Regions from separate parts of the Homo sapiens genome. Here region 2 is linked to region 1. Evidence: chromatin loops called from intact Hi-C (ENCODE). Cell type or tissue: endothelial cell of umbilical vein. All regions are shown on one strand. Links, peaks and the distances in the headings refer to the core of each region. The heading gives the core; the rest is flanking DNA.

Evidence for each region. Peaks named below come from ENCODE experiments on the same cell type or tissue, not always from the same donor. Only the 100,000 strongest peaks of a DNase experiment are listed, where the experiment ranks them.
Region 2: it touches region 1 in a loop (3-fold over the local background); 7 of 110 quality-filtered maps call a loop at or near these places.

Annotation. Positions count from the first base shown.
Region 1 is chr5:73,364,816-73,379,877 of GRCh38, reverse strand. No RefSeq gene overlaps it. Among named protein-coding and RNA genes, the nearest start is that of LINC02230, 34 kb to the right of the region's middle. RefSeq lists an enhancer at 8,551-9,750. In endothelial cell of umbilical vein, for the core only: no CTCF peak of the experiment used is centred there; DNase peaks (open chromatin) are centred at 8,407 and 9,017; H3K27ac peaks cover 2,163 bases.
Region 2 is chr5:73,296,091-73,311,152 of GRCh38, reverse strand. No RefSeq gene overlaps it. Among named protein-coding and RNA genes, the nearest start is that of LINC02230, 34 kb to the left of the region's middle. In endothelial cell of umbilical vein, for the core only: no CTCF peak of the experiment used is centred there; no DNase peak of the experiment used is centred there; H3K27me3 peaks cover 7,649 bases.

The DNA.
Region 1 (15,062 bases), core at 4,213-12,212:
ACACAGTAGAAAAGGTGATGGAGGTTGTCTTGACGAAGATGCAAAGGGAGCAATCTTCAATTGTTTATATCTTTATACTGAAAATAGCAAAAAAAAAAAAAAAAAAAAAAAAAAATTCAGCGGAAGGCCATAAAATCAGTAAAGAACTTCTCTACAGAGGAAGAACCATATTTTAGTTTCAGCAGTGAGAAAAGTGACCTTTGCTAACTCCATTAGGGAGGAGGCCTGCTCCTGGGATTGTGCAGGAAAACAGTGATGTAACCAGAACCTGTGTCTGCACAGATAAGGCGTCCATCTTTCCAAAGGCAGAGGGAAATGGGCTCCTCACACCCCTTCATGCTGGCCAGCCCTGAATTCTCTACCACCCTCAGTCCCCAACTTCATTTGACTTAAATAGATACTGACGGTGAGTAATTTGAAAAATCAAACTATTCAGGGGAAAAAAGTGAAAACTTCAACTTACCCCACATCTCAAAATCCAGAAAGCAAAATAATTCATTAACTCATGACTTTCCCCTGCTTCCCCACAAAGAAATAAGAACTTAGGTGTACATAACTACTTGGATATAGACCTGATATGTAAGAGGCAGTCTCGTTTCTCAGGTCTCTGAGCATTTTAATTTGTGGCATTTTCAGTGTTGCCTCCTGAAACCAAATCCCCAGAGGATTTGAAAGGTCCCTGGCTCCAGACACTCATTTCAATCCATTAGTGGGGATGAGCTAGAAGGTTTGCCCCAGAAAGTAATGATTTTAAGGTTAAGATTCTCCTCTTTTATTCATTGTCAGCATAGACCCAAAGCTTGAGGAAAGACAACAGGATTATTTCAGAGTACGAGGCCTCCATATCTGGGCCAATCATAAAAACAAGGTTTTAGTCAAACAGGGTTTCTTAGCAGGGGCTGACTTTGCCTTGCCAATTGTCATTGCTGCTGTTTGTTTTCTTTTGTCCTTTTACCCATCTTGTACAACTGATCACAACTCACACCAATGAGACTCCTCATACAATTTGCTTTTGAGAGACTGCTGTTTGCTTGGTACTGTACTAGCAATAATGAAAGGCATATGGATTTCCTGCTCTTTAGGAGCCTCTAATTCACTTGGGGAGAAAAGACTGAGAAGACTTAGAATAGTAGGAAGGGCCCATATAGTATTGCTGAGAGGATGCAGTGAGGAGGCCGCTGGCTTGTTGGCGGTATGGTTAGAGCATGGGGAAAGGCACAGGTCACAGGAATATTTTCTGGGTCACCCAAGCAAGTGGTCTTCAGGCCACGTGGGAGAGAAAACCAGATGAGGAGCTGGGAAGCCAGCAGCCAGATGGGGCCAGGCTCAGTTTTGTGCTTTCTTCCCGCCCTCTCTGCTCTGTTGGTAGATAGCAGAAAATAACTGAGGGGCAGAGCTGGAACCCATGGTCTGTGTGTGTGCTGAATATATCGTCTGGATCATTCTCTACCAGCAGTAGAGATGAGGTGAGATGAGAGAGGTGAGGTGAGAGAGCTCCATTTCTGGCTACTAACCCCGGGCTACTAGCTTTGCTATTTGCATCAGCATGATTACCTAATGTATCCTCGAGAAAATAAACTAGCTGGTTTATGAGCTAAAGAATCATGTGACTTTTTTCCCCTGCTGGGATCCCCTGCTAGGATCTCAACAGCTGTTTTAGGACAAACACTGCCCAACAAGGCTGCCGCCATCACAGGATGAATATAAAGGACTTCACTGCCTGGGAGTGATTTAAGGAAAGTACTTGAAATGTTGTATGTGATTAGAAAGAATAACCACAGTGAAACACCGGCTGCATTTCTAGTCATTTTTTAGACCATTGTTACCTGGTTGGAGTTTGGAAGCAAATACTTCTTTCTGTTTGAGAAAATGTTTGATCCAGAATTTCCAGCTTCTGATGGTTATTAGCAAGTTCTAGCCTTGACCTCTTACGTTGGGGAGGGCTTCAGATATGGTAAAGATCAGGGATATTAAATTAGAAAAAGCAAAAGGAGCCACTGTATTTTTTAAAGGCAAGTTAAAAATAAATTGTTATGCATGTTTTGATTCCAACAAAATAATTCTTATACATAAATATGATATAACATTATAGTTATTTTCAATTTGTATGTGCTTAATTTTTTCCTCTCTATATTTCTTTCTCCTGAGTATCTAGATGAAATATAAAATCAGAGTCAGAATTTCTTATTTATCATATTATTCGTATAGAATTGTTTTTTCCTTTAAAATGTATAAAATTTTTATTCTATGGAATTCTTTTTAGGCATGAAACTCATTTTAGATTCTAAAAAACCCTTCTAATTTGTTTCTTTAGCTGTGTTAGTTTTTCCCACTTTACTAACTGCTTTTATATATTTATCTATGTTTGGGATTTATGAAAATGTCCCCATCATTTTAATAGTCACCCCTGGGTGCATAGGCAATGGCTTAGAAAACTTTTTAAAATATGCTAATACCACTATAGCAAAACACCATTACATCAACAAAAAACACAAACCCACTGAACACCAGCCCAGAAAAACATTCCCGCAACTATCTGGGGAAAATAAACCAAAAAGAGCTATCTTTCATTATGTCTGAAAGATCAGCTAACCAGGCAGGGCTCTCAGGAGAACAAAAGGAATGATATTTTACAGAGGAGGGGTCCTTATGGAGACCCTCTGCTTTCAGCTCCCCAGACATGCACTAGAGGGTGGAGTATGGAGACTGCTCTCATTTGGAAAGAGACGTTGAAGGAATAAAGCCATGTGGAACCTGTTCTACCTAGAGTTGAAACCCTGGGGCCTCTGGGGTGAATTGACATAATAAGTCCATTTGAGCTAATAACCCCTCTTGTTCCATAAACTGAGGGTGAGATTTTTTTTTTTTTTTTTTTTTGCTGTTATTTGTAAAGGGCTGTAGGAAAGATTGGTGTTTTGCATTGCAACATCACTAAATAGACATGGATTTTGAGTCCCACCTATGCTCACTGAGTTACTATGAGAATTAAATAAAATGACACATGTAAAAGCACTGATTTCATATCTTGGAAGTGGTCTATAAATGACTGTACTGCTATCTGGAGTTTTTCTTGAGTCTGAGTCATCAGAAAGAATTGCCTGGGCTCTCTCCTTGTGTCTTCTGGGGTGCACAGAGCCTTCACTAACTGTGAAGGATCCAAGTGAACACCTGAGTGACCCTGTTAAGGGAAGGGTAGCCTGGTTCAAGGTGTCGGTGGCGGGGAGGGGGTTGGGGCATGTTGCATCCCATCTGATAGTACAGAGGATATGCAAATAAAAACTTGTCACTTGGGAGTGCAACAGGGGTTCTGGCAGAGCCTGAAATTAGAGAAAGTGTAACGGGCAGACAGAAAGGGTAGCGGGGACATGGGTATGTACAGTTGGCTTCTCCCAGACATGTCAAGAGGCAGTATGGAGTGATGGTCATCAGCTGGGGCTCTGAGGCCTGCCTGCCTGGGCTCTTCTTACCATCAATGCTTACTTACCTCTCAGTGCTCAGGGCCCACACCTGCAGGACAGGGAGCATAATAGTACCTGTCACATAGCATTGTAGCAAGGAGCTACAATCTATGCAGAACACTTAGAGCAGGGCTGGATGTGCTGGGTCATTCAGAAAGGCAGCAGAGAACCATGTGAAGCTGCCCGGCTCCAAGTGAGCTGCCTGACTTTGCCTTTGTCACTTACCAACAGTATGACGTTGGAAGTATGACATTGAGAAGTTCCCACACTTCTGTGCCTCAGTTTCTTCATCTGTGAAATGGGGATAATAATAATACCTACTTCCTAGGGTGGTGGTTGTTATGATTAAATGAGTTAACAAATGTGAATGGTTTGGAACAGTGGCATGTAACACAGATCTGCTGTTACCATTGTTGTTTTTATTATTGTTATTGCAAGCAAGCTGCTCCTTCCCTTTCCCTTCAGTTCAATAAATGTAAATTATCCCACAGATACCCTGAAGAAAATGCGCACACATCACCTGAAGATCTTTCTGTAACTCTCTCTGGTACCACTGGTTATGCCTGCATCAACCTTAAGATCCCTCTTTAATGAGCCCCTATGGAAGAGACTCATGTGAGGCCCATTTCGCCTCTCAGGAGGCTATTCCACACCACACCTCACTCTGCCTTTGGATGTAGTTTTCTTTTTTCACTCAAGATTTTCCACCACCTTCAGCTTTTCTACTTGTACCCTTCCTCTTCCTGCTTGTTCTTGAGTGTGGCTGGGGATGCCGGGTCCTCTCGACCCGGGAGGGCATGCACGGATCAGGATAGGACTGCTACTGGCCTAGATGTGTAGGTGGGTAGATGGACAGTGCTTGATTTCTGGTGTCTATAAAATCAGTAGAAAATGAGAAATGGAGCATCAAACAAATTTAAATGCTCTGTTGGTTTTTAATTAATTCAATAATCTCATTCTTCATGCTTCTATAAATCTGGAATGATACCACTGTTATTTTAAGAGATGGAGAGTGAATACTAATGCCTTCCAAAAACATTGCAGGACTCTGCAGTTTCCTTAAAAAAACTCCTTTCCTTTTGGGAGTGAACTTGAATTCACCAAGAGGAGTAGTATCATTGAACAGGTCTCCTTCGTGAGTCTGAGATTTAGACAAGAGTTTGTGATATTCCTTTATGACTGGACGTAGCAGAATGAGTTGGGTATAGCATTTTAGATTGAGTTCTCAATCTCCAGATTGTGGTAGTTTAATTTATCCTCTCCACGTAGTTTTGCTATTGACATTTATTAGCCTGGAGTGTTGCTGCCAACGCAAGTTTTGAGTAGACTGTGGTATAAACAGATTTCCTCTTTACACGTTCTAATCAGTGCAGGACTGTTTTTATTGAAACCGTACCTCAGCTCAAGCTTCTCCACAAGTGTAGGCACATATGTATGGAGTTTAAATTGTATTTATGGTTGGTAAATGTTCTAATTAAGGGGCTGTATGTGTTCAGAGGGGAAAATTAAATCAGTGAACATGGGAGGCCAGGAGGCTCTTCCGTTCTGGTTTGGATTCTGTATGATTTTAGGCTTTGAGAAATCAATGCGGTGAGCTGGTGGGTGACAACCCAGGCAGACATTTGTCTCCTGGCTGATTTACAATGTTATCTACAGATTTTTTTTTTCCTTGATGAGATGACGTTTCATTCCTTATTGCCTGCTTCATCCTGACACATCACAGAGCAATTTCTGACAGGCAACTCTTCTGGATAATGTCCTGGGCCTTACTTTCCATATTAGGATACATGGAATGCTCAAATAAAAAGGAATATAACTGACATGGTGTCCACCACAACAGTCCCATCCTGCTGTCACAACAATGGCAATGAGTAGATTGCCATCCACTAAGCAGTGCCTGGGCTTCTTTGGAACTCACCTCAGGAAAGGTTTCCACATCTTTCTGAGCACTGCTAAAGAATGAAGTCTTGGCCACAGCAGACCAAAGGGTACTGAAGGGTTTCAAAAGTAGCTGCTGCTATGCTATATAGTTAGCTCAAGGAGGATTGTAATTTGCAAAAATGGGCAAAATATGCACTCCAAGGATATGTAGAACACAATCTAGCCAGATCTGCCCAACCACAGTAATTTTGCTGCTTCAGACAAAATGCCTTTTGGGTGTAGGTTTGAGTTGACAGATTACTGAGGGAAATTTTTGTCTTGCCCACACTCCCAGTTTATTCAGGTTGTTTGTTAATACATCGTACAGCCCTCCATGAGGATGGTGTGATGTAGACCTGGCACCCTAAACCGAATAAGCTCTTTGCTGACAGCTGAAAGTAAAGGCATTTGTGGCAATCAGATTGAGGAGGGCCTCAGGTTGCTTCCAGATGTCAAGTTGATTAATGTTGGAGTTGGTGCTGCCAGCAGCCAGGCCATCTGAGTGCACAGATCCCCAGGAAACAAGCCTGGTGGTTGTGGTATCAGTGGGTAGAGACACAAGCACAGATACTGAACAGATGCCAGTCCTTCTGCTTCAGCTTAGTAGAATGCCCAGAAAATCCTCCACGATGCAAACCCCCCAACATAAGACTTTTCAGCCATTTTTCATGTTTTCTAACCAGAGTGTTGTTTCCTTAAATTAACATCAGTAGTTCTACACTCAGAAGTCCAACCCAAGCTGGGCTTGGTGGCTCACGCCTCTAATCCCAGCACTTTGGGAGGCCAAGGTGGACTGATCAGCTGAGGACAGGAGTTTGAGACCAGCCTGGGAAACATGATGAAACCCTGTCTGTACTAAAAATACAAAAATTAGCTGGGTGTGGTGGTGGGCGCCTGTATGTAGTCCCAGGTACTGGGGAGTCTGAGGCAGGAAAATCATTTGAACCTGGGAGGTGGAGTTTGCAGTGGGCGGAGACTGCACCACTGCACTCCAGCCTGGACTACAGAGTAAGACTCCATCTCAAAAAATAAAATAAAATAGAAGTCCAACTCAGGAAGACACCAGTGGGTTAAGCCCAACACAACGTTAGGATCTGCCATTTTGGATTGAGAAGGGCAAAGAAGAGAAGACCAAAAAGAATATGATGATAAAACAGCATGTTTCTATGGTACTTCTGATTTTCCAAAGCATCATCATATTTCTTTTCTTACATTTATCCTATATACCCATGAAGAAAGTTGAGAAAATTGTGTTCATGTAAGTGATCCAGAGTGTGTGGCTTAAAGTACTTTGTGGATGTAAGGAGCCATTGTCATTCCCCATCTCCATAGGGTGCTATGAAATGGATAGTGTATTGAAGGTCATACCACTTAGTTGATGGCAGAGCCAGAAGAAAAACCACAGACTCATCATCCATTGCCCCTGCTTATCCTCTTAGATCAATCTTTCTCAAAGCGTGGGCCCCAGACAAGAAGCATCAGCATCACCCCAGGCCTATGGATCAGTACCTCTAGGGAAGGGGCCCACTGATGTGTTCTAATAAGCCCTCCAGATAATCTAATGCATACTCAAGTTTGAGAACCATTGGTCTAGGCCAATACTTCCCAGTCTGGGTTTCCTGGACCCCAGGACCCTGTGGACATAATGATTAATTCCCCTAAGGCTATTTTCAAAATTTCATAAAACTTAATCATGCTCAACATTACTTTATAAATTATATATTTTATTATGTATGATGGATAAATGAACATTAGGAAAGGAAACTGATTATTAATCAATGCTTTTTCATATTTTTTTACTCATTTATTCATTTATTGGTTATCTAATATGCTCTGAGTTGGATACTGGGAGCTCCAAAGATGGTAAGGTGCCTATCCTCAGGATAATTATAGGCTTGTAAACAGATTATCGCAATATGATATGATAAGTACTGAAAGGCAGATTTAAATAGTACTATGATAGAAAAAAAATCTAAAATACTGTGGTGGGGAGAATCTCCAGACTGTGCCATGTTGCTTCAAGGCTTTGTGGTTGAGCTTGAGCTTGGCTGGTTGAGATGGGGAGAGGAGGGACGGAAGATAACTCTCAGGTGGAAACCTGCTTCTCCCTCTTCTTTCCCCAACCACCCAGCTGAGGACAAGCAGAAACATGAGCCCACTTCTGGGTTCTGGGTTCTCTCCCTTCTTGGACCCTCCTGCCTTTTTCCTAGGCAACACTTCTGAATATGAGAAGCACTAACAAAGGATTTGGAACAGGCTCAGAGAGTCTCTGCATTAGTGAGGAGAACTTTAACAAGACCTTCAACTTACATTTTTACAGACCTCCCTCACCTATAAGTACAATGGGCAATTACTTAAAAGATACTTCTCTGTTTAACCAGGGAGTTGAAACAAAATGAAATGTCTATTTGGAGAATATTTTAGTTTTACTCCAGTACGATTACCTTAAAAAATGCATACGTTTTGTAGTCCCAGCTACTTGGGAGGCTGAGGCAGGAGAATGGCGTGAACCTGGGAGGTGGAGGTTGCAGTGAGCCGAGATTGGGCCACTGTACCCCAACCTGGGTGACAGAGCAAGACTCAGTCTCAAAAAAAAAAAATGCATATGTTTAATTTCAGTTCAGCTATTTTACGGGTCTTTGTCTTTTAGAAAATCTATGGTGATGTGTTTTGCATTTCAGAAAAAAAAATACTTTCTAGGTTAATGTTGCTTTCAGATGCTAGTGAGGTTTGTCTCTGCTTGTTAGGTTATTGCTTGTAGTGCCCAAGTCTATGTGGATGATGGGCCTTCCTCTGTACATTCTTTGAAGTTTACTTTCCATCTTCCTATAATTTCACTTCAGAATGTCTGTGTGCACAGCATATACCCAGCATAACCAAAGGGAAAGGGCAGGGCAGAGATGTGTATATGAGGAAACTTCACATGTAGCAACTGAAACTTATATCGAGAACATTAACAATTGCTTCCTTCTTGGGGGGGTGCTTCTGGTTCTAAATGAGGTGTTAGTGTTTGTAAGGGTGATAACCTTGTCCCATTGAATTATGATGAGAAAACAACCTAGTTGCCTACAGAGCCAAAAGCAAACCTCAGAACTGCTTGACTCATCCGTCAAACAAATTGTATTTTAGGAAATGCAGGACAGAGAAAAATGCACAAAAGAAAAGTAGGTTTATTTATTTGTACAAAAGTAGAATGACAGCCGTTTGAGTGGATCCAAATAGCGTTTAGGGAGAAAAAAAATGTGATTCATTGCCAGCTATTAAATTTTGTTTATCCTTCTTTAAACTAACCAGAAACACACTTTGGAAAAAACGTGAGTTAACATTTTAAGCGCTGAAAGCCTGCTGTGGATGCTGCCTCGGCTCGCCTATCTTCCAAGGGGAAGATGAGGGCTGAAGCAAGCAAACATGGTTTTGAGAGGTCAGGCAAAGAATGAATGTCTAGACCTGCTTCCCAGTCCACCCTCCGGCACTGGGAGAAGTTTTTCGTTTCCTTAAATAAGGTTGCTCACTTCAGGGCAATAGCAAGAAGGTTCATGTTTACAAGGTGGTTTCAGATAAAGTACCTCAAAGGAAACAGAACATTTCTCCAAAGACACAATCACTGACTGAGTGACTGTGTCAGGAAACCCCTTTTCCCTGATAATCAGTGCTTATTATCATACGCATTTGCCAGATCACCAGCGGATGTGACTAATGCTGACTCCTGGTACAACTGTGTGACTGAAAGACTTCAGAGCACTTGACAAGTATCTGAAAAAATTGCTGGAATCCCAGTGCCTAGTGGAAGAAACCCCTCCAGACTGCAGTGTGCTGGGGTGACTCCCTCTAGCATGGCCCTACCCTCTTTCTGCTACAGGGCCATAAGGGAGCAGCTTTTATAGCTGTTTCTACTGTCCCCACCCCCGCACCCTCCTTAATTAAGTGTATCAGTATAAATATTTGGGTTGTTAATGCCCTTAAAATTGGAAGGGAATGTACTTATCATAGACTATAAGAATTAACTTGATTTAAATAATACGAAAATATACACATTTCTAAAAGAAGCAGTAGCAAAAATAACTTTGCCGAAGCCGAAGCCCCTAGCATCTTTTTGCTTTCCAAGCAAATAATTCCACCATGAGAATTATCTAGAGTTTGCTATCTCAGTAGTGTCTAGAGAGGGAACTCCCTGCTGAGTCTGAGGCCACAAGGAAAGGCCCAAGTGGACTTCTTAGGTCTAGAGAACTCCACCACCCCTCTGCTTCATGGCCGAGGGAGAAGGAATCTCCATGTCGTGGTTCACTGGCTTTCAAGCCTCAATGGACTTGATGAAGCAAAAGACCCCATACAGGCTACTGTCCTCCCTTTTCCCTCATAAACCTTCAACTTTTCCCTTTTGCCCAATATTCCAGCTTCCTTCACATATTTCTGGAACTGTGCAACTGTGTCTTATTCATTTTTGTGTCCCCTTGTCTTAGCAGAGCTCCCACCACTTACAGTAGGCATTGAAAAATGGGATTAAACTGGGTTGTCTTGTGAGCAGACACAGGGCCTTCCTACCTGCCAGCAGCATGGACCACCTAGGCTAGGTCTACACAGGTTTAGGGGGCAGCTTAGGACACATTGCTCCCAGATATCTGTCTTAATAGCTAGTAGTATGCAGACTCTCCTTTAAAAATATTTAAAAATTAACTTTAGAAACATTTCAAGCTTAATACAACAAAATGAAAAGACAACCTCCATTGGCATCCTTTGGGTTTCCTTAGCAACTACACCTTTAGGGTGAGGATCCATTTGAACTATTGCAACAGTACCTATGGAATTGATGTGATAAGAGGAACATAAAGTAAAAACTTGTATTAGAGGAAAAGTCTGCCTTCTCTTCTGGCCGCTCTGCTAGGGTAGCAGTTTACAGAGGGAATGAAGAGGAAGGCCACAGAGTAGCACATTCATTCAGAAACGTCATAGTGTGCATTATGCCAGGAGCTGCAAGCACTGTCACTAAATCTCTTTGTCTCAGAAGGAAAACCTGGACATGAGACTAGGCCAAGGCAGATTGTTAGCAGGGAGTCCAGCCCAGTCATTCTCTGGCTCTCACCACAGAACACATGGATGAAGGGATAAAGAATTTAACAAAAATTGGCCAGGCGCGGTGCCTCATGCCTGTGATCCCAGCACTTTGGGAGGCTGAGGCAGGCAGATCACTTGAGGTCGGGAGTTTGAGACCACCCTGACCAACATGGCAAAACCTATCTCTACAAAAAATACAAAAATTAACACCAGTCAGAATGGCGATTATTAAAAAGTCAAGAAACAATATATGCTGGCGAGGCTGTGGAGAAATAGGAACACTTTTGTTTTGTTTTGTTTTCGAGACAAGAGTCTCACTCTGTCGCCCAGGCTGGAGTGAGGTGGCACAATTTCGGTTCACTGCAACCTCTGCCTCCCAGGTTCAAGCAATTCTTCTGCCTCAGCCTCCCAAGTAGCTGGGATTATAGGCGCGCACCATGCCCAGCTAATTTTTGTACTTTTAGTAGAGACGGGGTTTCACCATATTGGTCAGGCTAGTCTCGAACTCCTGACCTTGTGATCTGCCTGCCTTAGCCTCCCAAAGTGCTGGAGTTACAGGAGTGAGCCACCCCCTCCCCGGCCAAAATAGGAACATGTTTATATTGTTGGTGGGAATGTAAATTAGTTCAATCATTGTGGAAGACAATACAGCGATTCCTCAAGGATCTAGAACCAGAAATACCATTTGACCCAGCAATCCCATTACTGGGTATATACCCGAAGGATTATAAATCATTCTACTATAAAGACACGTGCACACGTATGTTTATTGCAGCACTATTTACAATAGCAAAGTCATGGAACCAACCCAAATGCCCATCAATGATAGACTGGATAAAGAAAATGTGGTACATACACACCATGAAATATTACACAGCCATAGAAAGGAGTGAAACATGTCCTTTGCAGGGACATGGATGAAGCTGGAAGCCATCATCCTCAGCAAACTAACACAGGAACAGAAAACCAAACACTGCATGTTCTCATTCATAAGAGGGAGCTGGCCAATGAGAACACATGGACACAGGGAGGGGAAAAATACACAGCAGGGCCTGCGCAGGGCGAGGGGAGGGAACTTAGAGGACAGATCAATAGATGCAGCAAACCACCATGGCACTTGTATACCTATGTAAGAAACCTGCACATGTATCCTGGAACTTAAAGTAAAAAAATAAAATAAAATACAAATACAAAAATTAGCTGGGCATGATGGCACATGCCTGTAATCCCAGCTACTCAGGAGGCTGAGGCACAAGAACCGCTTGAACTCAGGAGGTGGAGGTTGCCATGAGCTGAGATCGCACCACTGCACTCCAGCCTGGGTGACAGAGAGGGACTCTGTCTCCAGAAAAAAAAAAAAAAAGAATAAATAAAATTCTCAAGTACTTAAAAATATCTTATTAACTCTTTCCATCTATTTATTTGACTACCTGACCAATATTTTGGTGCTTCTGGGAAGGACAGCAGTGGATAGAATGTGGAGGGACCCCAGGCTCATGCACAGGAGTAGCTGGGATAAAGAAGGGGGTAGTGGGTGCTCCCTGCAAGATCCTCTGACTCTGGCCTGGCTTCCTTTACCACATCACATTCTACTTCCTTTTTCCAGGGAGTATGTGGTTCCAACCACATTCCTGCAGGCACCAAGGCCTCATGTCAAATCACATGGCATTTCTGAGCCTAGAGCTTCATATTCAAGAATGTGGCAAGAAGCACAGCATCGTGGTTATTTTGTCCCATACTTCTGCACCGAGGACCAGAATTTCAAGAAATAATGAAGTCTCTGACCTGGCAATTCCACTTCTAGGTCTATACCCAAGAGAAGTGAAAATATCTGCACACAAAGACTTGCACATAAACATCCACAGTGCTGTTATTCATAAGAGCCAAAAAGTAGAAACAATCTACATGTCCATCAACTGATGATGGACAAACAAAATGCAGTACGTCCATACAATGGAATACTATTCAGCCATAAGAAGGAATGAAGTACTGATACATGAATGAACCTTGAAAATATTATGCCGACTGAAAGAAGACAAAGACGGTCATGTGTTATATGATTTCATTCATATGAAATGTCTAAATAGGCAAATTCATAGAGACAGAAAGTAGGTTAATGGTTGATGGCAGCTAGCGGAAGAGAGAAGGGAGAGTGACTGCTGATGGGTATGGGGCTTCTTTTTAGGGGTGATGGAAAGTTCTGGAATTACATAGTGGTGATAGCTATACGACATGGTGAATATACTAAAAACCACTGAACTGTACACTTCCAAATGGTGAATTTTATGTTATGTGAATTTTCTCAATTAAAAAAAAAAGAATAAGTCACTGGGAAGCAGCAGTCTTATTTCCTTCTTTCTGTCCTCCTTGAGCCAACTGAGAACCTCATTCAAATACTTGAACACAACAGACCTGCATTTTGGACTGATCGATTGGCTCTTTCACCTTTTTTTCTACCTTCCAGCCACGTCTCTCCACTTCAGTGAGCATCTATCTTCAAGACTCAAATGGGGGGAATTCAGTTCTAAACATTCCTTTTTGTGCCTAGGCTGTGTGTTGGTCTTGTGGGCTTGGGTGATCTAAATCAGGGGTCTCCAAACCCTGGGCCACAGACTGGCAGTCCATGGCCTGTTAGGAACCAAGCTGCACAGCAGGAGGTGAGCGGCAGGTGAGCGAGCATTACTGCCTGAGCTCCACCCTCTGTCAGATCACCTGCGTTGTTCGATTCTCACAGGAGGGCAAACCCTGTTGTGAACTGCGCATGCAATCTAGGGATCTGGGTTGCCTGCTCCTTATGAGAATCTAACTAATGCCTGATGATCTGAGATGGAACAGTTTCATCCTGAAACCACCCTGCCCCCTGTCCGCGGAAAAACTGTCTTCCACGAAACCCGTCCCTGGTGCCAAAATGGTTGAGGACCAGTGATCTAAATAGAGACCTCAAATTACCTGTCTCCAGCACCACTGCTCATGAGAGCTGTTCCCTGTGGAAGCCAGATTCTTCAACTGTTGGAAATCAGCGGGGAGGCTCGTTTAGGAGACTGGCCGCTGAATAAGGCTTGGCAAAATGTCAGCTTGGACACTCTGTTCCTTTTTGCTGCTGTCATTTCTGCGGTCACAGGACAAGGCCTTGGGGTAAAGAGATGTCTTTATGAGGGGGCTCCTGAGGATACCTCAGTTTCCCTTCTTCTGCCTGTCCCGCTCCTCAGGAGGACACCACAAGCACTTCCCTCAGGCCACCTGTGTGGAACACATACCACTAAGAGCAACAAGTGCAAGGGTTTCTCAGGGATCACACCTCATCAAAGTGGCAGCCCAGGCACTGGCTGTGCCCACCCTGCGGTCCCCTCCCTGCCCACCTCTCTCTCATGCCTTCTGCTCTGCTCTCCTGGTGGGTGACGTTCTTTCCTCCCTGGCACAGGTGCCTCAATCTAGGTAGTCCCAATCCGAGGTTAGCTGTCACTCTTTTCGCATCAGCACAACCAGGAGCATTTTTCATTCCCATAGATGGCTCTAAAGGACAGATTAAATGGGAAGCTTTTGATCAAACCAGTTCTGAGAAGGAAAGGGAAATCCCAGCCCACCAAAGGCTTTTAAGCAGGCCTGCTGAGATGCGATGCAATGCAATGAAAGTAGTACTGTCTCAACTGGGCCACAGTAGTTCAAGCCGGCTAATAAAAACAAAAGCTCTGGGTTTATTTGTTTAACTGACAAATAAAGCCCAGAATAGTCAAGTGGGTTGAAAACTATTCAAATGATTCACATCAGAACACTGGCCATTGTTTAGTCCACAGCAGTGCCAGTGGAACAACGCCGGATACATGCCTGATCATTTATCTGCAGATTTAATGAAAACATATACAGTTGCTGCAATAATTTAGTAGCTTACTGAGCCATCTCCTGCAGGCCAAAGAGGTGTGTTTGGAGTTATAAATATGTTTTCCTCAATTGTCTTGGTGAGTCAGGGCTAGAACAATGTTTACCACCTATGACATGCTCAATAAATAAATAAATTTATTGCTTCATTTTGTGCTGTGGGATAGGCAGAAACCAAGACTGCTGCAGAGTGAGGAGGCCTGTGTCATAGGAATGATGCCATAACTGGAACAGTCTGAAAAAGACAAAGCTGTAACCTTTGGGTCACTCAAAATTTAAAGTCTTGATAGGGGAACCTATTGGTTGAGCTCTTATCACAGGCAGGCCAATGGCTATATTAACACAATGAGAGGGAAAAGATCTAATCTCTCAGTTTCTGTGATAGGAGATAGGTATAGTCTCACCAAAACTACACAGAAGGGGAAGAGGTAATTCCCCCAAAGGAATCAGGCTGTTGATTAGGAAGAGAGAATAGAAACCTGGTGGACAAAAAACAACCATTATTTCTTCCATCCGAAGTACAGAAAATCACTTGAAACAAACTAAATTGAATGACAGCTCCTCTCTGAATGAGGGTGTCCAGTAGTGAAATGATTAAGTGTTTACAATGAGACCTTAATTTTGGAAATTCTGGAAAGGTAATTTTTCTGGCAAAGGTGTGTGTGAGCTAAAGGAATATCTGAAACAGTTTCTAACTCTTCTGCTCAACTTGGTTGTGGAGACTGTTTTAACAGAGACAAAGTGAAGTAAAACATG
Region 2 (15,062 bases), core at 3,534-11,533, 68 kb after region 1:
CAGGAGGATTGCTTGAGTCAGGAGGTTGAGGTTACAGTGAGCTATGATTGTGCCACTGTACCCTATCCTGGGCGATACAGCAAGACTCTGTCTCAGTTTAAAAAATGTCTTGAAAGGATAAAAATCCCCAAATTAAAGGTTTTAAAAATAAAAGAGTGGCTAGACCATTAACAGACTGACAAAGTAGAAAGAGCCTGGGATGCAAGGCAGGAGCCATGGATTTTAGTCTCTGACTCTGGATAAGTCACCTGTCAGCTTTGGTTTTGACACCAGTTACAGTGAATGGGTTGAGCCCAGCATCTGCCATCCCTTCTGGATCTGGCCTTCCGAGATTCTGTGAGCACAGGCCTCCTGGGTCCAGAGAAGGGGGTTTCCTCACAGACCCTTCCTTCCCTCTGGTTATCTCATTCTCCCCACTGCTTTTCAGAGATCTCTGAGGTTTCGGCCAGCTGGGAAATCACCCTGTTCTTTGACTGAAACCCACTCAAACCCAAAGCCATAACCTAACCCCTCAAACTGGACGAATATAGAGGTGTGGAGCTTGGTGAGCTTGAGGATTCTCAATGCTGGGGAGGGAAGGTGCTGCCACCATGGTGACAAGGGGTCTGGGCATGCTGAAGACAGCTTAGAAGACTTTGCAGTATCACACCTGGGTCCTCCTTCCTCACCTTCCACCAAAAGAGAAAAAATAGAAGCTTTTCCCAAAACTTAAGAACATTCTAAAAACTGGCCCTTCTTTACAGATGGGCTGCATCCCCAGAGGACTGTTTAATCCAGGTGTGATTATGTATGTGTTAGCAGTTAGTATTGGCTAGCAGGCAAGCCAGGGATTTGGCCTCAGATTTGGCTGTAACTAGCTCTGTAGCCTTGGTAGAACCATGGCTCCTCTCAATGTCTTAGTTTCCACATCTGTAAAGCAAAAGGCTGGATGAGATGCTCTCTGACAGACTTTGAAGACATTCTCTGATAAGTGTGAGCTATCCTTCGTGCACCCTGTTCTGCCAATCTCTCCTGTTTTTCCATCTTTTGTCAAGCTGTAGAGGCAGGGTTGGTGAGAAGTGATGGTGAGCTGATGCCTCTAGTAGAACCGCCTAGAAGCACAGCAGTGCTGGGGGATCTCGGACGCTGGCAGTCCTTCGCTCTGATGCATGCCCTTTTCCAGCAGCACAGACAGGCAAATCAGATGGGAGGGCTGGCTTCATGGAAGTGTGATCTTGGAAGGGCCCCATACTTGGTTTAATGTTCCACTGTTGCTGTCTTGAAATTTTAAAAAACCTTTTTAACAAGGGGCCCTGCATTTGCATTTTGCACTGGGCCCTGCAAATTATATAGTCAGTCCCAGCAGGGGGCCTTGCCAGCTACTTGGATCAGGAGCTAGTGGGGACAGATCTGGCAAGGGTACAGTGCCACAGATTCTAGCTCCCCAGACTGCAAGGCAAGAGATCCATGGGGTGTGTGGACGTGGCTAAATGTATGGACGTGCAAGCATTTAATAGTGAAAATATACTGGTAACTCTTAGGTAGGGAACTTTTTCTTAACAAAAAGCACAAAATACATATATCAAATGTGGGCCGGCGCACATGTGTATGTGAACCCAAACACACACACACACACACACACACACACACACACACACACAGATGCACACAAAAAACCTTAAAATGGCCAGAGACTTTGAGCAATTTAAGATCAATAGTGAACCAAGGCTGGGTGTGGTAGCTCTCACCTGTAATCTTGGTGCTTTGGGAGCTGAGATGGAAGGATTACTTGAGGCTGGGAGTTCAAGACCAGCTTGGGCAACACAGCAAGACCCCCATCTCCACAAAAAATTTTTAAAAATTAGCTGGACATGGTGGTGCACAACTATAGTCCTATCTACTTGGGAGGCTGAGGCAGAAGGATCCCTTGAGCCCAGGAGTTCAAGGTTGCAGTGAGCTATAATCATGCCACTACACTCTAGCCTGGGTGACAGAGCATAACTGTCTCTAAAAATAAAGAGTGAACTAAATGTCAACTTACATATGTTTCAAAACTGAGCAAATTTCCTAAATCAATTCATTGGAAGACCCTAATAAGATATTCCAACTTTGAAAACTTTACAGAGGTGACTTTTAAACAGAATATGATGGAGAATCAGGGCATACCTCTGAGTCAGGATGGTCACTTGGGCAGGAGTTTATGCCTTGTCCATGATCTGATCAGAGAGTTTACATGTTCATTACTATCACTGTCTTTCCAAGGAGATACATGCTACCTCTAATATCTGGATATTCTCAGATACTTAATAAAAATTTAGTTGTATTCATCTTTGTGTCTTCACAGAAATATTTGTGTCTTTCACAGAGATGCCAGTGTGACCAGCATAGACTTTGTTAAATAAATATTTGCTTATTTAATGAATACTCATTCACGAGTAGACAGGATTTTTTCTTACTAACTATAACACATCTAATTAAGGAGGATGAACATATATTTAGCTATGCAAGAATATCATGGATTCATAGAACATTAGACAACAAAGTAACCCTTGGCTATTATCTGGTCCAACCCTCTCATTTGATAGATTAGAAAACTGAGGCTCAAAGAGTCTAAATAAGTTATTTGAGGTCACATAGCTAATCTGTACCAGAACCCAGCTCTTCTGACATCTAACCCAAGTGAAATTTTCCACTAAACCACTCTCCCTTAAGAATCGGGAAGCTTAAATAAAGAATTGGAGGTGTTTACTCAGCACATATATAGTCTTCCTAACCCTTCATTATGGAGGGAGAAGAACTCAACTGTTTTAATTGCCACCTGCAAAAGTACTTCGTGATCCACTACAGTTACATTTGTGGCGAGACCCTGTGAAAGACAATTTGAGATCTAAGGCAAAATGAGAAGGAAAGAAGATCTAATAAAAGCTTTTTATTTGCAGATTGGAATTAAGTGCTCTGTGCCCAGGCCTTTGGCTTTATAATGACTTCAGGGTTGCCACTTTAATGCTTCAGCGAGCAGAAAATTGGAGAGCAAAAACGACAATCAGTCAGCCCTGCCAAGCAACACCCCCTCAAACCTAGCAAAATGTAATACTTTGCTTGCTCAGAACAACTCTAAAACCATCTCAGCTCCATTCATACCACAGGTTTTGAGGAAGCTGCAATACAGTGATTTTGTGTCACCAGACCATCTGCCCTTCTGAGTGATTTTTTTCAAAGCTGAATTTCTAATAAGTATTCCAAGTCCAAGGTGGCCAGTCAGATGCAGCCTCTACAGCCCACACAACAAACTGCTGGGCAGGACCTGCAACAGGTCAATGTTTTCCAGGAGGGTGGAGCAGTGACCAGACACCATTAAGACTCAGCCAGGAAATTAGTGAGGTGCAAATTACATGGTGGTGGCTGCAGGGCAAAAGGAAAATTGCAGGCCATTGCCTGAAGAGAGAGAGAAATAGCAGAGTGGTATTTTGGGGCCTGGAGACAGTGAGCCACTGGACATGTTCATCATTGCCTTAAAAAAAAACAGCAGCAACAACTTTTTTTTGCAGTACGGTACACAAACAGAAAAGTACACAAATCATAAAGGCTCAAGGAACTTTTATTGGAACATATCCATTACCCTACGCCCAGATCAAGAAAGAGAGTACCCCTTTGTGTCCCCTTCCTGTCACCCCCAGCCCAGGGGGAATAGCTATTCTGATGCGTCCTTGTCTTTTTGATGTAAGCCAAGTGGCAACCAAGGAGGAGACAAAGTTTTGAAGTTTATCCAGGTTATCCCCATAGGTCAGTTGCTGAAGCCTGGGCCCGGTGGCCTGCTGGGTCCTACCTAGCTCGGTAGCTCCTCTGGTGCAAGTGGATCTTGACAGGGTCAGATTGGGAGAGGAGGAGTGGGCAGCCCCTTGAAGAGAGGAGGAGGGGAGAAAGACACAACACCATGCACTGGCTCTGTCCCCCTCCTGTCCTGCTGCAGAGCTGGTTTCTGCCCTGAAGAAGGCTAGCAGAGATAAGACAGCAAAGTCCCCTCGTAGTGTCAAGGTTGTTGGTCATAGTTGACAGCGTTGGGCTGTTCACATAGGGTTCTTCTGTTTCTTTTTTGGTGTTTTTGTGGGTTTTCTCTCATTGTAGGCTCTCTGAGTTTCCTTATAGTGGTCAACCATTCTGGGGGAGGAGTATAGGTTGTTTTGCTCCATGGGTTTCCTGTTAGGCAACAAAGTCAGGCCTCGAAGGCTTGGCAGCTTCGACACTGATTTTTGTGGCCACGAGTCGTGGCTGGTATTGCTCAGTTTGCCACCTGGCTGCAGTGGCCTATTTTACCCTCGAGTTAGCCACTGTTTCTGAGAATAATCAAGCAGGTTTTAAATAGGCTGCATATTCTGGCTCAGAGTTTGGACATGGCTTCTCTCTGGTATATAGTGCTGGTAGATGTCTGTACCTATAGGGGAGAATCCCACTTTGGGCATCAAAAATAACAGCCAAATTCTTTTTATGTTTTCTGTGGGGGTGGTGAAGAGATGCTTACTGTCTCAGGGGAGATGATCCGGCCCAGTTATAACTGCATCCTTGGCTTGCTGAAAGGAGTTTCATTGTCTCTCTTGGCTCACCTCCATTTACTTCTCAACCCACTGCATTTCAGCTTCCCTGGCCCCACCATGCTCCTCTAAGGCCACCCAAGACTTCCTGGACGTCAAGTCCAATGAAGACTTTTCAGTCGTAATCTTAAATCAGCCTCTTGGTGGCATTAGCACTGTTGACCTCTCTGACCACCATGGCTTCTCTCTTGGCTGCCAGGAGAGCAGCCCAGGCTTTTCTCTGGCATCTCAAGTTCGTCCACTTCAGTCTCTTTCAGAATCCCTCCCACTTCTTCTTGCCTCACTAGTATTGGGCTTTCCTAAGGTTCAGTCCTCAGCTCTCTCTGACTCTACCCTTTCCCTAGGCAATCACATGCACACTGATGGCTTCAGCCTCACAGCTGGAACCACAGCCAGACTTGTCTTCTTAGAGCTCTAGCCTGGCCACTGGCCTCTCCATGGCCTTTCTATAGCATTTAAAGCAATTTCTCTCAACCCCAGCTGCATATTAGAATCATGGCAGCTTAAAAAAAATCCATGTGTGGGCTTTACCACCAGAGCTGTTGATTTAATTGATCTGGATAGGACCTGGACATGGTTATTTTGAAATCTCCCTGGCTAATTCTAATGAACAGCTGGAAATTAGGACACTGAGGCACAAGACACATATATGTAGAGAGCTAAAGTGCTTTGGACAAGAATGCCTTTACAAGCCCACACTGGGCCCTTCTTCAGGATAATGAATCATGACTCTAGCCCTTATACTTTTAAAGCCCTTTGGAGGCATTACCTAGGAATCAGGATGGATGAAAAACAAACAAACAAACAAAAAAACACAAGACTTTGAGAAAAGTCTCTGATTCAGAAGACTAGTTCTCCATCCGCCAACTCCCTTCCCACAGACAAAATTTGCCCTGACCTTGCTTAAATTCTGCAGCTTATTTAGGGTGTTTTTAAGGCTTTAAGCTGCCTGCCCTGTTCTGTCCAGTGCCCTACTTCTCTGAATGCCCCGAGGTTCTCCAACCACAGAATGACCTATAAGACCTGAACAGATGGGTTGAGAGGAGACACGTTACCAGGAGTAGAAGTAGAATCTACTAGGGGAATTTGAATAACTTGGAGCCTAAGTTTCCCTAATTGTCAAAATGGAACTAGCAAGTCCTTCTTTTAGAGAAGATCTGAAAAGCAATTGAAATCATGAAGATGCTAAACTATTGTCATTTGTATTTCCAACTTGAATCCAGACTTAAGTTTATTCACACCAGGGCCAGAAATAACCATAAATGTATGAGCAGCAAGTAACCTTAGAGATAATACTATCCAACCACTTTATTTTACAGGAGAGAAAACAGGCTCAGAGATTATGACTTGCTCAAGGTGATGCTGCCAGCCAATGGCTCAGCTAGGATAGGTTTTCGATTTCCTGACTCCTAGTCCAGTGCTCATTTCACCACTCCAGGCTTCCTAAGGGGTGATTCTTCATCCATGTGGCTGGGCTTGAGTCATCACATGCCACCTTTTCAAGTAATAGACACCCAGACAGGGCACTCTGGAGTGCAGGGTCATCTGGGAACCTAACCTACTTTTTCCCAAAGAAAACCAAAGCTATTACTTTCCCTTTCTTCCCATCCTGCCTCCCTCTGTACTCAAGACCCTGAATATAGCTCTCTGCCTGAAGCTGTGAAACTTCAGAAGCCTTCCTACCTCTTCCTGCTGTGACCTTAGGTTGTCTCTCCAGCACAGTAAACTCCTGGGGGTGAAAGTTAGAAGGGGACTCAGCCCAGACAGGCTGGATGTCTGCTGTGTCACGCCAGATTAACCTGTGCTAGTCTCTGGGCTGACTCGGACCAAATACAGGTCCTCTCTAAGCCTTGGCTTTTCTTACTGATGAAATAGGCATCGTAATGGTATCTGCTATGTGGAGGAGTTGTGAGGATTAAGATAATTTCCCCAAGGCAGAAGTCCTCAAGCATGGTTGCACATTGGAATTCCTTGGGAAGCTTTAAAAAAAATGATGCTTTGGTCCTACTCCTAGAAATGATGATTTAATTGCTCTGGGCATCAGATTTTTAAAATTCCCCAAACAATCCCCATGTGCAGCCAAGATGGAAAACACAGCTCATCTGTGAAGGGCCCAGCACAGCACTGGACAAGTGGTTGGCACTCAAGTGCTTCTCATTTGAGTATAGTAATGATTCAAAGCTCCCTGCCCAACTAGAACTTAGCCTTCTAATGGGCCTTCTGCCTTTCCGATTTTCTGCGAAGGACCTTCCTCCCCCTCCATCTTCCCAGTTCTACCCACAGCTCCCACCCCGAGTTTTTCTGAAACACTGGCCTCCCAAAGGTCAGTGGAAGAAGTAAAAGGGGTCCAGACATCAGGTGACTGCCCGCAGACCCATTCCAGTGGACACTCAGGCACCTACTGGTTGTGTCTATTGAGACTGTTTACCCTCTTGGTGCCTTCCTCCTATAAAATGGGAGGAACTGGCATGTGTTACTCCCCTAGAAGTAATGGGCGCTATGCTAAGCCATTAGAACAGGATGTCTTCTCCAAGTAGGGTGATCACACTGCCTTGCCAGTTATTAACGGTGAGGAGAAAATGAGATAAAGCCGGTGCATAGAGCTTGGGCCAGCCCGCAGGCGGCGCCATTCAGTGGGAGCAGTGGTCTCACTGCTAGGTCTGGCAGATCTGCAAGTCCCTACGGGGCTACCTTGTGGAGCTGGAGGAGGCCCCGCAGGTGGAGGCGACCCTCCCTGCTGGTCTGGACAACACTTCGAAGGCACTACCTCGAAACCGCCCCCTCTTGGCCAATTTCCGGGACCTTTCTCCACTCCGCCCACCGCTCAGCTCCGTTCTGACCTGAGTTGAAACTCGCCGCGCAAGGGAAGCGTGTACCTGGGGAGTACACTGGGGAGTGGTACTGGGGCGCTGACCCGCGCGGACGCCGCGCATCTCCCTAGGGTGCGCGCAGCACGTCCACGAGAAGCGCACTCTGAAGCCAGCCGGGACGCGTTCGGCGGTCGGGGTGGAGGAGGGAAGTGCAGGCTGAGCCCCTCACCCGTGCGAAGCCAGCTGGGCGCCCACTCGCGGGCTGCGGGCACTGCGCGCCTGTCCAGCTGCTGGGCCAGGCCCCCTCCCCTCCCCCTCAATCTGGCAGGCCAGATCTCCGAGGCCCCGCGCCTCGTCGCGCTCCGGAGGCTCCGGGCGGTCTCCTGGGAGCCTGGGAGCCCGCCCCTCCTGAATGTTCCCTCTGACGTATCTGCAAAAGCAAACACTGGGCCTAGGCCGCGGGGGACCGGGCGTTGGAGGAAACAGCTCAATGCCCGGCGGGCCACGCCACTAACAGCCCTGACTCCCGGGCGCTGCATTCGCTCCACGCCTCTGGTTCTTTGCCCGACGGCGCTGTGGGCCCCGAGGGCGACTCGCCGCCCTTCCACATTGCGCGCGGGTGGCTCCTTGAGTACCGGCGGCGCACCACAATCCCTACTCTCAAGATATGGGCTCCAGTCCCGGCTCCTTGGAGTCCTCCCTGGAACCTCGGATAAGCCCCAACTTCTCCCAGCCCGTCACTTCCTTTGGTGGTATAGTGTGTCAAGATATCACAAGTCTGGATTCCAATCCATCCCTGGCCAGTTATGGCCACGTGACCTAAGACAGATTAGATCATCTCTGTGTGCTTCAGTTCCTCTTCTGTAAAATGGGGATAATATTCCTCCCTATATGGCGATGTTGTAAGGCATAAATGAATGTAAAACACCATAGTGCTAGGCATATAATAAATATCGTATAAGTATTTTATATTATCAATAAAGTAGGTATTACAATGTTTACCTTACAGCTTTTTATTTTATTTTTTTTAATAGTAGAGACGGGGTTTCACCATATTGGTTAAGCTGGTCTGAAGCTCCTGACCTCAAATGATCCGCCTCGGCCTCCCAAAGTGCTGGAATTACAGGCTTGAGCCACCATGCCCAGCCAACCCTATAGCTTTGCTGTAAGTATGAAAGAGGTAAGGTAGGTAAATTGCTTGTATTAAGTAGGAGGCAGATAAATAATGCTTATTATTATTACTCCTCAAGAGTCTCCTTCCTTCCTTCCTTTTTTTAAATTTTGGCCTCTTCAGTGTTCATCCTGGGAAGGAACTGTGCAAGTTGGCGCTTCGGGCTTGGTATAAAAACGGCTCCTGAATTCCTGCCCAGTTGTAATTTCCTTGGGGATTTTGAGAGGGGCTCTTCAACGTTGCCAGGCTATCACGGCCCTTTTGTTTGCAAGAGAGCAGTGAGTAAATTATATCTTGGGCTTAGCAAAGCAAAAAATAAACACGATGACAGTAGGACTTTTCGGATGAGCTATTTCATTTCTCCTTTGTATTTTTTTCTTGATCGTTGATGGTCCATTGCAGACTAATGCAATGCTGATGTCTTAATATTAATGTTCGGAGCTGAAGACAGTCATTTGCCTCGTGCTGGTGGGGCGACTGGGCAGGGTTGGGAGCGATCATGAGGCCCAAGTGAAGGCAAGGAAAGATTCTTAGTGTCACTTTCTCTCCTTTCTCCCAACACCTCATGTCTGAGTTCCTGGACAAAACATCTTCCAGATTGCGGGTGAATTTAAACATCGCAGCTTCTTCTTTCAATCATAATTTTCTGCTTGAGCCAAAAGCTGGAGTGTCCTCTTGCACCTGGATTCCCCTCTGCCGCGGTTGAAATGGGAGCGTGTAACTCTTTATATGTGAGACGTTTATGGGCCAGACACTGGCATTCCAACCCCCTCACCCAGGGCACTTGCTATAAAATATTGAAGGCGAGCAGAGGCTATCCTTGGAGGGAATGCTGGTGATGCCAGGCTCATAAAAACCAGCCTTTTAAAAATGAGTCCCTAATCAGGAATTGCACGCCCTCTCCCTCTCCAGTGCGCTCTGGCCTGGCAAAGCCCACTTGGGAAAGTAGGTGCTACTGAAAAGAGTCACTAGCCTCTACCTGTGGGACTTCTGTCTCCAGGGTGCTTCCAAAATCTTTCGGGACTCTGTGTTCAGGACTAGAACTCTTCATCCACGGGGCTCCAGTGCAACCCCCTCCAACCCCCATCAGGATCTGAAGGCAAGGAGGACCAGCGTCCAGGACCCGGTTTCTGCGCCCCCAGGCTCTGTAGAAGTTCTGGGAAGAAGTTCTCATGGAAGCTGAGGGGAGGGAGACGCACGTCGGCGAACTCTGGGCCTAGCCAAGTTTCTATATTTTGAAGGGAGAACCATGTACCTGCCCTTGGCCTCACCTGAAGACAAACACAGGAGCAAAATTAAGCAGCGGAGCAACTTTCTGGAAAGGAGCTTAGGGAGAGAAAGCTGGTGCGAAACCGAGTGCGCGCTAGGCGTGTGCACCCGGGGAACAAGGCGTGCCCAGGGGTGTTCGCAGTGGCGGTGGGATGGATGCCCGCGCCACCTATGCGCAGTTATTTATAAACTCATTGTGGGCATCAGGGTACCCACGACGCCGTTCGTGTCGTTCGTTCCCTTCCTCCTGGAAGGGAAGAGCAAACAAAGCAGTCCTTGGCAACGCTCAACCTCTCTGTGTCATACATGTGGTTTTCAGTGTAAATGAATTTAGTAAACGCCAAGGCAACAACCCTGTTTACTTGTTTCCGTGTAGAAAGGTTAGCTAACGAACCCGAAGCCATCCTTCGCGCTTCTCTTTGATTCCGTCTCAGATTTACGGGCTTCTCCTCGGCTACACGACTCCAGCCATCGCCCCCGCTCCCTTGGCCCAGGCAAAGAGAGCCCTAGGCTCCGATTCCCGCCGCAGCTCAGAGCAAAGCGATTGCAGGATTTATCAACCCCCCTCCCAGGACCTCGGATTTCATCTCTTTCTTTTCCCCCTGCATGTTCAGTTTGTTTTTTCAAGACCTAAGCAATTTTTAATGTACTCTATACTTCCCGCTTAATCCTCATCGTTTATTGTATAATTATAGTTTCAAAGTGATTATGTAATTAAAATCATGTTTCGTTGCAGCAGGACTTCAAAAGGGCGGCAGACCCCCGCTCTGGCATTATTTTCTAGTGATGTAATAATTTCCCTGTGATATTTAAAATAAACACATTAGTCCAAGAATTCTAAACATGTCTCAAAGTATATAGTAGGCTTGATTGGCACGAGGCTGGGTTGTAAAGAAATGGTAAAACCTATCACTAGTTTAATATATTTCTATGCTCCCATGCAGGGTAAATTATAGGATAATGGGGCGCAGGCGATGGTAAGCTCTGTTTATATAATCCATTTCTTCACACGAGTTCCCATTGCTTTCCCTTCCCTTTGCTGTATGTGGTGGTTCTCTGATCCCCTGACCTCAGCCATGTGTTTTCACTTTTTCTTCTGATCTCAATTCCATGACCAGCGGGGAATAAAATACAAATTGAATAGTAACCATTCACAGGCCGCTCTTTTCAAACTGTTGTTAAAACCTCTTTGTCTTGTCTAGCGGTTGATAGATAAATGTGTTGTGTTTCGCCTGACTTTTTTTTCCCCTTCTTCCTCTTTTTTTTCCCGTGGCCAAGGAAAAAATAACCCTCCTCAGCCCAATTATGCTCTTTAAAAATTAAAACCCACACCTCCTTTCAAACCCTCTCCTGCGCGTCCCGCTCTCCCCGGTCTGCCCATTGGTTCGGCGGCTGTAGGAGACGCGGAGGATTCCACCACGTGAAATAAAGAAGCGGCGGGAGCCGAGCACGGCTGGGGGAAGGCGCGGTGCCCCCGTGTGAGGTCTGCGCCATTGTCCGGCGGCCTGAAGGTTCATTTAACATCGAACCTGTATCGCCTCTGATGTCCTAGCGCAGCGCCGAGAATCGGCTCCGAGGGCTGGGGCCGCCCCTCCTAGGAATCGAAGGGGGCAGGGGGTGAGGAAGCCTGGGAGAGGAAAGTTAAAATGAAAAATAAATCTCCTCCGTTGCCCGCCTTTTTCTTTTCATATCCAGACTTGCCTTCGGGGCAAGGTGGACAAGAGGCCGAGCTGTTTTACAGTTTTTCTCCAAAATGAGAAACATAATGGCTCCTGATTTCTGGATCTTGCCTTTCCCAGATCTCTCTCCTTTCTACTTCCTCGGCTTCTTCTTGGGAACGTAAAGGCAGAAAAAACTAATTGTAGAAACTCCTATCCCGCGGCCCGCCCTCCTTTTCATCAGAGCTTCTTCGGGGTCAACGGCGCGGCAGCGTCTTTGTTACTCCACTGCCAACGCCCGAGGGCTAGAGGGGCGGGATGGGAACTTCTCCTGCGGGCTCGGGACCCACTGTTTCTGCCTCTCCAACGGCTTGGCTGTGTGAAAGCGAGCGAAGGTGTCATTCCCGGGAGGGAGAAGCGTCGCCGCAGGGTGACTGGGAAGCCCTTTCCTTGGGCGCGCGGAGCCCAGGGCGCACGGCTGTGCCGCCCGGGTTTGCCCTCGGAGCGCCGGCGGGCCGGGCGGGGGCGCCTAGCGGTGGCAGCCGGGAGCTCGCGGCCGCCAGGGCCACCAGGCTGCTCGCCTCGTCCGGGTAGGGTTTCCTCGGCGGCGCAAACCCCCCGAAATCCTCGAGGCCGCTTGACAGCGCTCTTCGCCATCGGCCCGCGTACCTGTAAACTGAGCCCCGCTCACATGCTTCACATTAAACCTCCGTGCCCGGTGCCTTTTCTCTTTTTTTCCTCCCAAAGAGTTCTTATAAACTTCCCTTCGTTTATGTAGCCTGGTTTTCATTGCTCCGGTTTTGCATGGGTTGCCTTTGTTTAGTTTATTAACCCACGGGGTTACTTTAACTAAACATTTGGGCTGAATACTTTGGGGTCGGATTTCAACGTTTTCTAACGAAATTACTGAGTTTTTTGAAGCTGCACAGAGAACGCTGCGTTGGGTTTATTAGTCAATTTAACAGACTATAAGGGAGGAAAAAAATGCACTCAGGACAGTCCGGGTTCGTATCCACTGGGCGGAAGCAGCTCGATAACCCTCGGGTCGGGGCTTTAACCGAGCGAACCACGCGGCGCGACAATTGGGGCGCGCTTCCAGCGGCAGCAAAGCGCGCGCCCCGGACCTTGGGACCTTCTCCGTCCCCCAGCACCCCACCGGCTCCTCAAGGCGCGCGCCCGAGCTGCCATCGCTGCACGGAGTTCCGACCCGGCTCCTGGCCAGGCCCGCACAGCCCGCCCGCGCAGAACAGGGGGACACGGGAGAGGGCGGGGCCCTGAGACTCGCCTGTGCGTCCCCCGCCGGGCCGCTCCGGCGTTTTGTCCCAGCTCTCGCCACGCAGTTCGGTGCCAGCGACGGAAAGGCACAGGGGCCCCCGGTGGGACAATTCATGGTAAAGGAGTCCTGGTGGAATCTGCCAGAAAGATTAAGGACGAATGGGCAGCCTTTGAGAGGGGCAGGGAGCAAGCTGGCCACCCCATCCTGGGCTAGGGTGCGCCCCGGGCCCACCTGGAAGCTGTGGGGGCTTTGTCCCAAGCCCAAGGAACATCTAGGCAGCTGGGAGAGTTGGACGCACTGCGGGGTGCGGCCCACCCTCCGAAAAACGGCAGTTCCAGGCAGAACCGAGACACCCATCGCCTGCTTGGCCTAAGTGAGCGGGAACGACCGAGATAATCCAATGACGATGCTGCTTCCCAGGTCGGCTCTACCTGGGGCAATGACAAGGACTTTTCTCCACAGTTTCCTAATCAGCCACCACCAACCTCTTTCCCTACTCTCTCAGACTCTCTTCTTTTCCGCAGGATTTTGGCACTGATGCCAGCTGAGAGAGGACCTAGCCAAAACGTCCTTGACCTGTAGGCGTCTGGGATGAAACCGAGAACTTTGTTATGTTTTTTCGGTGTAGGTAATGAAGTGGAATCCCAAACAGAAAAAAAACCTTCAACTATCTGGGAGATAGAGGGTAGAAAGGAGTGAAACATTGAGGTTTCTGAACACCTACCCCGGGCTGGCCACCAGAGCTTCATGTGGGTGAAAAGCAGGGTGTCTGCTACAACAAGCAGCCACCAGGGCTCTGGAGCCCAACCGTTTAAAATTGAATTACAGCAGGTAGAACTGTATATGCAAGAAGTTCAAAATTTGAAAGATATAAAACTATGTAACAGAGGCTCCCAATTCCCCTCCCTAGTGGGTTCCCCTCAGGCTCCCACTTCCCCTCCCTAGTGGGTTCTTGTAAATTGTTCTAGAGAAAATTGAAAGCTTTTGCAAAAGGCTTACCCCGCTTCTTTCCTTGCTCTGCTTCCACCCTCTGGTACCCCCTGTTCATTTGACTCTTCAAAGCCTCCAAGAGGGCCTCCACCTCCTTAGAGGCTGACATGTGTGTGTCCCCCTTTTCCTAGTAGTGCTCTTGAGGCCTGCTAGCTTGTCAAACTCAGCATAGCTCAAAAGGACTCCTCCGGGTAAAGGCGCAGGCCAGTCGCCTCTCCCTGCTTATTTTCCAAGTCCATGCTTTGCCTCTCCTGTCTTTTTTCCTCCATGTCCTATGTCCCTTCTGTAGGCCAGTCCTCAATTCCTCCTCATTTGGATCACTGGGACAGCCTGCCAGCCAGCCTCCCGTTCTTCCATTCCCTTCCCTCCAGCCCACCCAACACTCACCACCACAGCGATTGTCTAAGGCCAACTTGATGTCCCTTATCTCACCAAAAGCCTCTGTGGTTTTCCCTGCCTCTGAGTCACCAGGCTGCAGACTGCTGATTGAACAAGATCCCACCAGATCCACTGCAGAAGTTTGGTCATGGCCCCGAGCCTGTCTGACTCGGACCTCCCTGGGATGACCTTGGCTCCCATGCCAGTTCTCTTGCCCACCTCTCCTGTGAGCACTTGTCTGTCTCACCTTCTCCAGCAGTCTGATTCCTCTGGCTCGCCTGCCCCCAGACCTTCTCTTGAACCTTCTCATGCCTGGCATCCCCTTTTCCCATCTCCGCTGGTCAAAATCCTCCAAGGCTTTGCAAAACGCTTCCGTCCCCTGACTCTCACAGTAATTTGTTTGCTACCATTGACGCAGATGTGTTTCAGAGTCATTCCGGTGTTTGCCCTGTTTCCTCTCCTAGATTATAAACTTAATTCCTCGCGCATACAAAACAAGCAATAATGTTTTCCTTAACTTAATAACATCCCCCTCACTAATCCTCTTTTCTCCACCCCTCCAAAAAAAGAAAGCAAGAAAAGTCCAATAAATACTGAAGTACCTTTCTCTTTCCTAAATCTAAATACTCGTTAATATTAGTTGTTAGATTCTCACAAAAGTAAATCTCACAGAGGCATGCCTTATTTACAGGATTAGCCCCTTTAGAATACATATGCATTTAAAGAGAACTGGTTATTTTAAGCCATCTCCACTTTACTCAGGGAGGTGGGGTGAGGGTGGGCCACATGGGCTGTTGTTCACGCAGTGGAAGAGTGAATGGTAACTTAGGGCTCCATTTCTGACAGGTTTTAGATGCCTGATGAAAATGCTGTCCCTTTAGAATGTTCTACATATTATCTATAGCTGAAGGTCTGGGCGACTATCCAGATTTCATTTCATAA